Regions from separate parts of the Mus musculus genome. Here region 1 is linked to region 2. The links are chromatin loops, found by intact Hi-C in ENCODE. Cell type or tissue: heart. All regions are shown on one strand.

The links. Hi-C counts contacts between places; a loop is a spot of excess contacts. Peaks named below come from ENCODE experiments on the same cell type or tissue, not always from the same donor. Only the 100,000 strongest peaks of a DNase experiment are listed, where the experiment ranks them.
Region 1: a loop joins it to region 2, with 13 times the contacts of the local background. A loop is called at or near these places in 9 of 42 quality-filtered maps.

What each region holds. Positions count from the first base shown.
Region 1 is chr3:101,371,434-101,373,933 of GRCm38, forward strand. No RefSeq gene overlaps it. Among named protein-coding and RNA genes, the nearest start is that of Igsf3, 4.4 kb to the right of the region's middle. In heart, a CTCF peak has its summit at 1,053; a DNase peak (open chromatin) is centred at 1,108; H3K4me3 peaks cover 346 bases; H3K27ac peaks cover 354 bases.
Region 2 is chr3:101,811,507-101,814,006 of GRCm38, forward strand. Mab21l3 (mab-21-like 3) reads right to left here. Exons shown (of 7, transcript NM_172295.4): 7 at 1,570-2,500. Among named protein-coding and RNA genes, the nearest start is that of Gm33381, 15 kb to the right of the region's middle. In heart, a CTCF peak has its summit at 1,295 (motif pointing left); a DNase peak (open chromatin) is centred at 1,285; H3K27ac peaks cover 614 bases.

The sequences.
Region 1 (2,500 bases), 440 kb before region 2:
TCGTTCCTGTGATATGACCCCCTCATAGAAGTGGAGACCCATGATCTAATTACCTCTTCATGGTCCCACAACCTCTCAACAGTATGCCACTGGCAGCCAATTTTCAAGGAATCACATTCAATCCATAGCCAGCACATCCCAATGTTTTGGCCTTTAAAAGTCTTCTGAAGCCAAGTTTCAATCAGCTCTTGAGAAACAGAATCTTCTAGATTGGCCAGGGGACCTGTACTTGTTTTGGTTTTATGAGACAGGGTTTCTCTATGTAGCCCTGGCGCTGACTCTGTAGACCAGGCTGGCTTTGAACTTAGAGATCAGCCTGCCTCTGCCTCTGAATGCTGGGATTAAAGGTGTTCGCCACCACCACCCATTGAACCTATACTTTTAACTGTGTCTGCAGTAGCTCATGCATAGTCAGTTTAAGACTCTCTAGCTAGTATAAGCAACCTCATTTTGCAGAAGTTGGGGTCCAGAGGGTTCTTAGAGCATCACTTAAGTATCAACGTCTGGATGGGAAGCTGGAATTTCTGCCTCTGGGCCCATTGCACATTGGAGGCTGGTCAGTACACGGAAGTATAGAGAATAGTTCGTGAGGCATAGGTTCTTTCCACTCATCAGACCACTAACACTTGCAACCTCACTTGAGGGTGGCTTCTACTGTAGCCCACATTTATAAAGAGGAACCTCGGGCCACAAAGGATAAATAGCTGAGAATGGAGGCTCACACTCGAAATCCTTGCACTTGGGGCATAAGAACTGCTTCAAGTTCGAGGTTAACGTGGACCACGTAGTGAGTTCCAGGAAGTCTGGGATACAGAGTAAGAACCTATCTCAAAACAAAACAAAACAAAACAGCTTGACAAAGAGTTAGGTGTTAATAAACGTGGACCTGGGCACCTGCGTTATCTTTTAGAAGCACTGTTCTCTATCAGGAATGAAAGAAGCAAGCTCAGTTTTGTGGAGAATGGAGAATGTTCTCTCAAAAAAACCAGACTTGCCCTCTGGGATAATCCAGCCATCAGAGCTCCCGGAGGCAAACCTACTCACTTCTGTAACGCTAGGTGGCGCACCCCAGGTTCTGAGCACCCACCTGTGGGCGAAGCCTTTGGGGACTACCCACTCTCTACCCTGGTCTCAAGATATTACAGTCTCCGTGTGTTGGAAGACAGATGGCAGCCAGTGTAAGCTATTCCTAGTCTCATCTCCGGGGATCCTTGTCTGTGTAGGAGGGTAATCACTGAGGAAGGCTGACTTTCGGGAGAACTGTTCGGCACACACGTCGAGCTTCGCTTAGGCTGAGCTGTGTGAGGTAGGAGGCTCTCTGCTCTTTTCACAGGACACTTACTAGCCCATTGAAGAGCAGTCCGCACTAACAGTGGAGGGGTGGGAGGTAGGGGTGGGGGTGGGGCTTAGTCTGTGTCTGCTTATCTTTAAACAAAATGCTTGGCCCCCAACTTTCTTTCATGTGACAGGATGACTTCAGAAGACAACCCTGTATGTTTTTCCTTAAAACTCGAACTTTTTGCTGTTTTAATTTATAATTGATCCTTTTTGATTGTAACGGTCTGTGGATCTGGAAGACGCAAACTTACAGAATCTCTTGGTCATACCTTACCCAATAATAAATTTTGTTCCCCACAGCATTTGATTTAAACACTGGGTCTGTGGGGCAGGCAAGCTTGCAACCTCAGCTACTCAGGAGCCTCAGGCGATTCTAGATCAGAGTGGGTAACCTAGTACCCCTGACTCAAAATCAAAAGGGGTCTGTGGGTATATATCAGTGGTAGAGTACTTGCCTAGTGTGTGGGTGGTGCTATTCAGTCCCCAGGATTGCCAAAGCAACAATGAAGAACACGCTAATTTTCAACTTTGGCTGTTGATACGGTTTAGTGGGCAAGGGGGTTTGCTGCCAGTCCCCATGACCTGAGTGTGACATCCAGAACACACACGGTAGAGGAGAAAAATGGCTCCTATACGTTGTTCTTCGATCTCCACACATGCACACAAAATAATAAACGTTTAAAAGAATTAGAAATCAGGAAGGATTCTAGGAAAGTCTAGAGTTCCTGACTCTCTTGAAGTAGGAAATTCAGGGACCGGGATCCTTCACGTCCAGTGGTTGTCCTTGGTTGAGACTCTTAGGCTCTGTCTTCAGTGTGCCCCATCCCAACTATCCTCGTTACTGTTTTTTTTCATCTGGCTCCATCTGTGTTGAGCTCTCTGATGGAGATGAAGGGGTCTTCCAAGGCTCCAAAGTACCAGCCTTGTTCCAGACCAATTCAGGAGAGGACTGGAAGTTGAATTGTAAAGCGTTGTGAAGCAAGCCACTAATGTGCAGATGGGGGTGGGGCGGTGGATGGATTGGGTGGAGGCTGGGCTGGGGGTGGTGGGGGGATGGGGTGGTTGGTGGTGGCGGCACAGGGTGGATTTCCTGACTGGTCTTCTGGCCCTTCCTTTCTGTTGATGTCTTTGCTTCCCTAAAGACCCTGCCCAGCTCAGTCTT
Region 2 (2,500 bases):
TATAGACCTACCTATATTCTTTTTTTTTTTTTTAAAATCAAACACTCCAGAATTTAATATGAAAAATAAGTTAAAACTTCAAAGCAGCTTACATGTGCTCTATCCCTGAGCTACATCGTTCACCATCCATGGCTTTTTTTTTTTTTAATTGTTATGAAGAGTGTGTTTGGGATGGTGTGGCTATGAGGCGTGGCAGACCATGAGGGAGGAGAAGACACTGATATGACAAATATTTCCACAGAAATCACCCTGTACCAAGGACTAGGTTTCCATATCTATTTGTCCCCTTTATTGATTTCAATGTTCTAGGGAGAATTTTTTTTAAAGACATTTATTTTCTTGAGGGTCTGGAAGTCACAAGTTCAAGGTCAAGGTATGGGCAGGGCTAAATTCTGTGGTCTCTGTAATGAGTCCTTGCTGTCCTCTGGCATCCAGTGGCTCGTCTCTCCCGTTGGCTCATCTCTAGTGTCCCTTCTGTGAACCCTAGTCCCTTTTTGAGGACACCACCCAGACTGGATTAAGGCAACAGCACTTTAACTTCCTCCTCTCTTTAACAGCTTCTTTGTGGGCTATGGGGGGATTAGGGTTTCAGGCAGTGAACTGGGGAGGATATGACTTATGCTCCAGCAGCTGTTTGGGGAGACGGGGAAGTTGGAGACCCAGAGATGCCAAGCAACTGGAGAAGGCCATGAGCTCACCCAGCATTGCAGGTGAGAGGCACACAGTCAGGCTCATCTGAAGGCCTACCATTCCCTGAGCAAGCATAGCCCCGTTATTGGATGTGGGCAGGAGATGGAAAAGGTCCTTTGGAGTTCAGTTCCCAGCACCCATGTGGAGTGGTGTGTAACTGCCTGTGGCTCCGTGCTGGGAATCCAGTGCCCTCTTTCTGGAATCCTCAGGCACCTGCACGCACGTGGCATGCACACACAGAGACACACAAACAGGTCTTTATTATTGTAAAAGTGACGACAGAAACTGACCAAAGCTAAGGAGCGCTGTGATCAGACATTGTTGCACTGCACTGTGCAATCCAGCCTCAAAAACACTGGCGCTGAAGCTGGCCATCTGCGGTGTCCAGGTGGGGCTGCTCGGCAGGCTCTCCTTTCACAGCTCAGCATTGAGCAAAGATTGGAGCTTTAGCTGAGGCGCTAGAAAAGGTCAGCAATTTAGCATCAGGGGAAACCCACCAGTTTGCAGGAAGCTGGGTTGGTTTGCCTTTTAGACTAACAGTCCTGAAAATGAAGGCCCCATAGGGCCTGGCTCTTTTCATTTGTGAGTGCCTGCTGGCCTCTGCTGGCCAGATGTAGGAACAGCCAGGAATCCACAGAACATCCTACAACTTCCACAGTGCACAGCTCTAATGGAAAACACTTGGTCTCACAGGCCTGTGGGTCTTCCTCTCTAAACTTCACACAGTTTTTAAGTAACAGCACGTCCAGCCTCCCTTTTGCATATTGTAATCTTTCAGCTCCATGACTAGAAGGCAAGTCTTGGTGCTTTAACATCGCATTTGCTTTTTTCGTGCTTCCAAGGGGGGGAAAGTCATCTGGTTACATAAGACACATTTTCAACCGTTTAAAACTTTGATTTACTGACTGATAATCTGGGGTTTCTACTATTTTGTTGCAGCACTTTTGAATAAAAATAATATTGATTTTCACCAAATCGGAATCAGAAGTGGTGGTACAGGACTATCATTCCAGCGACTTGGGAAGCAGAGGCAGGAGGATTGCAAGTTAATTCAAAGCTTGCCTGAGTTACAGAGTGAGTTCAAAGCCGTCTTAGGCTTTTGCCTTGGAAATGTCATGGAATGGGGGGGAAGAATGGCTGATGGATAGGGTGAAGGGTTGTGGACTGCGGTCTCCAGCTATAACGTAGTGATGACACTATTGAACGCTCAGAGGCCGTGCTCACTCAAACACAATTGGACTGTCACCATTCTGTCACAGGTGGAGAATGCTAACAAGGCCCCATCTCTCCCTGATGCTTTATAAGCCATTAATGGCACTTTCTTCAGTGGTGTAGCCACTAGAAGGTGCCCATTCTCTGTAACTAGTCCCTTATCCATGTTCCTGGATGAAACCCGTATACAAGTCATTGGTTCACACACATGCGCACACACTCATACACAAAATTTTATACATGCATGAAAATATCACATGAAACCAATCATTATGTATAATTAATATATTCTAATAAAAAACTAATAAAAAAATAGAGCCATCCTGGGTAACTTAGTGAGATCCAGCCTCTAAATAAAAAGCCAATGCAGCTCATTGGCAGGGCGCATGCTCAGAACGTCAGGGGCCTCGGGCTCGTTCCTCCGCACGTGGGGTTTCTTCAGAGCCTCCAAAGCAGTGTTTGTGCTTTTAAGGATATTACTTTGTTAAGCAAATTTGGGAAGAATGTTCAAAATTCATAAAGGATTCCCTGGAGTTGAGAAGCACTAAAAACATGCCAAAGGAAGCCATTCGCTCTTAGAGCACAATCCCCAGACTGT